2 separate regions of the Mus musculus genome follow, and region 2 is linked to region 1. A link is a contact called in ENCODE POLR2A ChIA-PET data. All regions are on one chromosome and are shown on one strand. The core of a region is the stretch at or near the end of the contact, and the rest is flanking DNA. Distances in the headings are between cores, read along the strand shown. Region 1 holds the start of Acer3 (alkaline ceramidase 3). Region 2 holds the start of Tsku (tsukushi, small leucine rich proteoglycan).

The links. ChIA-PET counts read pairs that join two places held with the same protein, here RNA polymerase II (POLR2A).
Region 2: POLR2A ChIA-PET joins it to region 1 with 10 read pairs in embryonic stem cell. The contact joins the promoter of Tsku here to the promoter of Acer3 in region 1. POLR2A ChIA-PET finds 5 or more read pairs at or near these places in 2 of 5 experiments (Patski and embryonic stem cell).

The regions. Positions count from the first base shown.
Region 1 is chr7:98,307,941-98,311,282 of GRCm38, reverse strand. It overlaps Acer3 (alkaline ceramidase 3), which reads left to right and starts at 1,741. Exons shown (of 11, transcript NM_025408.3): 1 at 1,741-1,935. The coding sequence starts at 1,833.
Region 2 is chr7:98,359,614-98,362,955 of GRCm38, reverse strand. It overlaps Tsku (tsukushi, small leucine rich proteoglycan), which reads left to right and starts at 1,668. Exons shown (of 2, transcript NM_001024619.3): 1 at 1,668-1,714.

The DNA.
Region 1 (3,342 bases), core at 492-2,991:
ATAAAACATTTTTTGAGACTGTTTCTCTACATAGTCCTGGCTTTCTTAGAGTTCACTCTATAGGCCCAGCTGGGTTTGAACTCAGAGATCTGCCTGCCTCTGCTTTTTGAGAGTGCTGGGATTAAAGGCATGAGCCACCACTGTCTAGCTTAACTAATGTGATATATATATATATATCACATATTTAAAGCAAATACAGATGTACCTTGACTTTCAATGGTTCACCTCTGCTAAACCTATTTGAATGACATCCAATTGTGAATAATGATGCACATCTCTGGCCCCCTCCCCTTTGGTTGCAGCTCACCAGACTCATTTAGAAAATAACAATTGTATATCCCTGTTCTGCACAGTGTGGCCAGGCAGAATCTTGCAGGCTGGCTCACAAAGTATGGGAAGTGTCTCTATTCATGGTGTCATGAGTGTGGGATACGAAGGAAGGACAAAAGGCTCTCAGGTGTGAAAGCCAGGGAGGTCTTCAAGGAGCAAAATTTTAAACAAAAGTGGGAGAGTCGGCATCTTCATAGCAGGGGGAAAGTTTGATGGAGCTGAACACAAAAGGCAGCAGGATGTATCCATTATTTTTTAAGTTTTTACTTCTTCTTCTTCTTCTTCTTCTTCTTCTTCTTCTTATTATTATTATTATTATTATTATTATGCCCCCCCCCCAGTGTGTGTGTGTGTGTAGACACGTGTGCTATGTTGCCTGTACGGAGGTCTGGGGGCAACTTTATGAAGTCGGTTCTCTCCTTGTATTTTACATGGGTTCTTGAGATCAGGTTCAGCCTGCCAGGCTTGCATGGTAAGTGCCTTTAGCCAAACCCGTTGAGCCATCTCACGGACTTTAATAGCCCAGTGTGGAGGTGACAAGGGAGAAAAGCTCACTAAAGAGGCAGAAAATGCTGTGCATGGCCTAAAGGGAAGCCACAGACTTTTTAGTACTTTACTCAGTGTACACGTTTTTTTTTTTTTTTAAGAAAAGATTTGTTTGTTTGTTTGCTTATTTATTTATTTATTTATTTATTTGTTGTATGTGGGTACACTGTAGCTGCCTTCAGACACACCAGAAGAGGGCATTGGTTCTTATTACAGATGGTTGTGAGACACCATATGGTTGCTGGAAATTGAACTCAGGACCTCTGGAAGTCCAGTCAACGGTCCTAACAGCGGAGCCCCTCAGTGTATACTTTTAAAGGATCCTAATACCTGGTTTTTGTTCTGTACATTCTGACTTGTCCCTTTCACTCAGAATGACTTCCTGGGTATCTCTGGAGCTGCCTGGGGGTGTTGTTACTAGTCTCCTCCCTCGTTGGAGGTCCGTGGTCTGAGTTAGACACTGAGGTGTCTCATTGTGCAAGTTTAATCTTGACAGAGAAAGGTTTCTTCTCATTCTTGCCCCAATTAAAACAGACTGCCCTCACACTAATAGAGGCTTGGTCCCATCCTGACGGAAAAGTGGGTCCTGGAAGCCTCCCAACTTACTTCACCCTCACGTCGGGGTCGGCCGGGTTCCCCCCGCCCCTTTCCCTAACTCCTCTGGCTGATAACAACCTCTCCCACTTCTCCGGATTCCCACCCAGGGTCCAAGAGCTACAGATCAGCCCCGCACGATCAGGATGGGTCATTTGCGCCTGCCCCGGGAGCGGTGGGTGGGACTGGGCAGGGAGCGGGACGGGCCAGAGGCTCGGTGGGCGGGGCCTGCCTCTGGGCAGGTTCAGTGACGGCTCTAGCCCCGCCCCTGCCCTTTGGGTAAGGGAGGAGGAAGCCGGAGAGCGCGCTTTGCCTGAGCCGGCCCGAGAGCGGCTGAGCAGGGTGTGTGGGGCGTCAGCGCGATGGCTCCGGCTGTGGACCGCAAAGGCTATTGGGGCCCCACGACCTCCACATTGGACTGGTGTGAGGAGAACTATGTGGTGACCTTGTTCGTCGCTGAGTTCTGTGAGTGGAGCCTGAGGCGAGGGCGCGCGCCGAGGGGAGACGTGTGGGAGAACGCGGAGGGCGAACCTGGCGGCGAGGGTAGGCTCCAGGCCGGGCCCGCGAGCGGCAGCTAGGCGTGCGCGGCCGTGGGAAGCCGGGGAGCCGACGTGGCCGCCAGTGGTGCCTGGACTGGCTTCTGGGGGCCTTCAGGTTGGGGACGAAAGGGACGTACGAGCCGCGCCCGGACCTCGGATGAGAGCGTGAGGCGCGCCGCTGGGAATAGGAGTTCTTACCTGAGCGCGGCCGCTGCCAGGCCGGCCACTGCCCGCCCTGAAGTCGCTCGGGGCTGAGGAGGTCTCTGCCGGGAGGGCCCGAATGCTGCTACCCGGCCTCAGCCAGCCGGGCACAGAGAAGGGGACGCTCACTGGCTTCATCCACCCTCAATCCGGGAATACTCTTCAGGGGCCTTCCCTTCATCTGTCCGTTCTCGGTAGACCACTCACTTCCAGGAGACAGTTACCGTTTCTCAATGCCGGAGCCTCCACCCCCATTCTCACTCCTATTGCCATCCCTACCCGCTGCCTTCTTCTAGAGATCACTGTTCCTCTTGTCCCAGAGGTGGTAGCCAGAGCACCTAGTCACTACTTTCCTCAGCTGCTCTCCCAAGAGACTACCTCTCCCTGCTTCCCCACTGCATCTAGCTTATCAGACTTTCTAGGGGCTAGTGGTCATCTGAGGACACTTATTTCTATGAAAGCACTTTTAGAGTTCACGATTTGCTGCTCCTGGAGACCAGCATTACTAGCCAGATTAGGGTTTTCTCGGGGTGTGTGTGTTTGTGTGTGTGTGTGTTTGTGTTTTCTACATAATTATTCCAACCAGGCAAGAAAGAAATCAGCCACTTCTTCCATCCGCTTTGGTTAGCTTTTGAGAACACGTCCTTTTTTGGTTTCTGGCAAGGAACAGAGAATAGTCTTTGGTTGCTACTGCCTTCTTTTGAATGGATCCACTTTATTAGGCCGTGAGGCAAAACTCTTAGCTAACGTTCTGTACTTAAGTTCTTTTGGAGGACGAGTTTCAGGCCAGATGAGAAAGTCTTGTAGTTTTTCAGGACGTTAGTCCCATGCCCTTGAGGCCATGATTTAGGCTGAGTGTCAGAACCACTAGTTTAAATAAATAGTTTTTATACAGTAAAGGAGAAAATGGGCAAAGGGGATCATTTATAGGGTAATTACTTGGCAACCCAAACATTGGCAAAGGAAGCACTTTGCCTGTTAGTTTTTAGACAGTTTTGGCAAGAATACCAGAGGCTCATGACCGCCAGGGAGACTTAAAATCATGTTCTTTAAGTTGGAAGTATGTAGCTTTTTATTTTTTTTTCTCTTGGGGTCTTCAAATATTGGATGGGCTTGGAGTTCATTCACTTTC
Region 2 (3,342 bases), core at 419-2,918, 52 kb before region 1:
TGGAACAATGAAATAAATGTAATTTTATTTTTAAAAAATAGAAAGATGGTAGCTGCAGACAGGTATTTCTTTTTGACTCCCCATCTCCCTGAATTCTCCCAGTGTGTTCAATAAACCTATTCCCCTTCCCCTACTTTGGTCTAACTATTAATTCTTTCACCAACTCTACATCATTCCTCTTGTATTCCTACTCCATAGGAAGAGGAGTTCAGACTCTGCCCAGGAGGCTCCAAGAAAATTGGTAGTATAGCACTAAATTGTAAGGGTGACCCTGCCCACTTGGATACGATTTCAGACGAGGCCACAGTAAAAAGATTCCCCTAAAGACCTCCTATTCCCAAGGATGATGGATTTTTTTTTTCTTTCCCTCTTTTGGCTTTTTGAAACATTCTTTCTCCAGAGCTAGGCTTTCACACTGACAGTTATCCTGCCTCCCCCTCCTAGGAGACAGGGACCATTGTCCCCTCTCCTCATTAATAGCAGGGTTCAGCCCAGGTGAGTCCCCAGGGCCACATGGTGGAGGGAAGGGAAGGGTCTGAACAACCACTTTCTTCTGAGTGTGAACTTGACTTTGCTGACTGGGAACTTCCTTTTCCTCGGGCAGACACGCACAAGCCCAAGCAAAGATTTCTGTTTTTAAATAATAAGGAAGAAAGAAATGAAAAGACTGTGTGCAACAAGCCTGGGCCACGGCAGGGAAACATGGCTGGAGTTCCCCACCCAGGGGCCCTTTCCAAGGTGGCAAGTTCCTGGGAGGTCCAGAGACAATACCACACTTCCCTCTAACCCTTTACTTCCCTCTGGAGATAGGCACTGTCTGGGTATGTGGATAGAAGTACCTGCAGCAGGCAATTTCTCTCTTCACTCATGTATTTTTTTTCAAACACACACATGTCATATATCATATATATTTGCATATATATATATATATATATATATATATATGCAAATAATTTCGGCAGAAGAGGATGGAAGACTTAAGCCGCTACTACAGAGCAGTTTCCCTTCTTGGAAATCCAGCCAGAAGTTGACTTTCCCTCCAGGAAAAAAAATATGTCTGTTAAGTCTGTTGCTTTCTCCCTCACTTGGTGTCTGCCAGCTTTCCTGCTTTTGCTCTCTCTCTCTTCTGTTCTGCCTTGTCTCTTTTCTCAAACACACCCATTAGTGACTCTGGACCTTTTTTAAAACTTTTTTTTTAAGTGGGGTAGGGGAGAATTTGAGAGAAAAACCCTCACCCACCCATTCTTGCCAACTAATTCTGCTTTCCTACACACACACACACACACACACACACACACACACACACACACTGGCGACCTCCAGATGTTCCCGACCCAGCGGCCATCTGCTGAGATTACTGGGACGCGCAACTGAAGGAAGGCAGAGGGGGCAGGGATCCGGGTTGCAGGAAGCTGGGAGAGGCCTTGTGGAGTAGGAGGGAACCGCGCACTTTTTAGACGCTCCCTAGGGTGGAACCCGTGCTCGGCCGGCGGGGGCAGGGCTGCTAAAACGCCCCCCTAGACTTGCACTTTAACGACGCTCCCTGAGCTTCCTGGCCTGTTGCCGGTGCAGCCACTGGGTGCCGAGCAAGGGGAGCCCGGCGGCGGGCGGGGACGTGGGGCGGGACGAGCGGCGCGGAGAAAAGCGCCGGCCCATGGGCCAACGCCGGGTCGCCTAGGTGAGCGTGCCGAGGCGACAACTGCAGACCTGCCAGGTGGGTGCTGTCGGGAGGCGCAGCGAGATCGGCGCGCATTTGGAGGTTTGGAGCCCGGGACTCCAACCTCACCGCCCCATCCCGTGAGCAGGCCAGCGCGAGGGGCGGGTCCGGGTCCTGCCAAGGCCCCTCAACTTTTCCGGGACACCGAGCCATAGAGTCGGGGGAGCAAGGGTGAGGGCTTTCAGGAGACAAAGGCTCTGCCTGGGGGTCGTGGGCGTGGGCCGGCGCCTCCAGGGTCTTTGTAAGAACACGTGCATCTCACGGTACTGGGTCTTTTGTGGATTTGGGTTCGGAAGCCAGCATCTGCCTTGCCTTTGTGTGTGCGTGGCTTTGCATGGCTATCTCGCTCCAGTGTCCCCGTTTTGCAGCCTTGCGTTTGGTTGTGGGGACCGGTGGGCGCTCCTAGTGTCCGCATACGTGGTCTATGCTTGTCGACGTGTCTGAGTTGAGTATCTGTGGGGTATGTGCGCACTGAGAGCCCTGAAGCTGCCCCGACTCTCTGCTCCCTTTCTGTCCATCGTTTTCCCCCTACTTGGCTTCAAACTTTTCTCTGGGTTCCTCCGGCAACGCCTGTTGGCAGCCCTTCTCTGTCTCACCTCCGGAGGTCCTTTGAGCCGGGAGGGGATGAGATGGATTTGGTGGGTTGGGGGTGATCTGCAGTGCCTGGCGACTGGCCCGGGCCAGGACTGGGCGGAGCGTGCGGGACACCCTCACTGGACCCCAGTGGGAGGAGGGAGGGGACACCGCTGGTCTGGGCTCCGGCCTGAGGCCAGAGACCCGGGAATAGCGTACTGCTGGCAGTAGTCTGCTCTGCGCTCCGGGGACAGAGTGAGTGCGGACTGAGATCAGTCTGTTTGGTGGAGAGACTTGATTGGCTTTGAGTTCCGGCTCTGCTTTAACCCGACCCCAGAGTGAGGGGACGAACCTTCCAATCCAGTAGGTGAGAAAAGCCACGGTTTGTCTGCATCCGGCCTGCTCGCGGCCCCTAGCCCTGATTGGGCTGTGATGAAAAGGGGCTTTCCACACACTAGTTTCCCAAGGGATGGCCAATGGCTCACGTAGGGCACGGGCGTGTTGCAGAGCCCGTTGAGATTCGGTCACTGATGTGGATGAAGTGAGAAGAACTCTATGCCGTGGGAGCGGAGCGCACCGTGGTGGTAACCAGCGTGGCGAGCTTAGCTGAAAGCGGCTCCCGCCCACACTTGGCCAGGCTCAGAGGTGACTCAAACTTTGATCCTTTCTTGCTCCATGCTAGCCTTTCGGATAAGTCTAGACTTGCAAAGCCCTCAGAGTGGGAGGGGCTCCATCCTGTCCGAGCTTTTGATCCTGGGTGGCAAAGATAAGTCAAACACTTTTTTTCCCCAACCATCCACCCCAGTTTGTAACTTAGAACTTTGGTCAGTACTACCCCGTCGGAGTGGGAGTGGGGGACAAACTTGGGAAAGGCAACGATGGTCACTTTCTTTTCGTTTCTAGACCTTCCTTATGAGAAAGGGAGTGTGGACGGTCTCTGTACTCTCTTGATTCTCCTGATTACCAGAGATCGCAGAGCCTGGAAACAACTGTGTTCCCAGGCATCAGTTTGTTCCTAGGGAGGCTGGAATGCACCAGCCTGGAGTACTGAC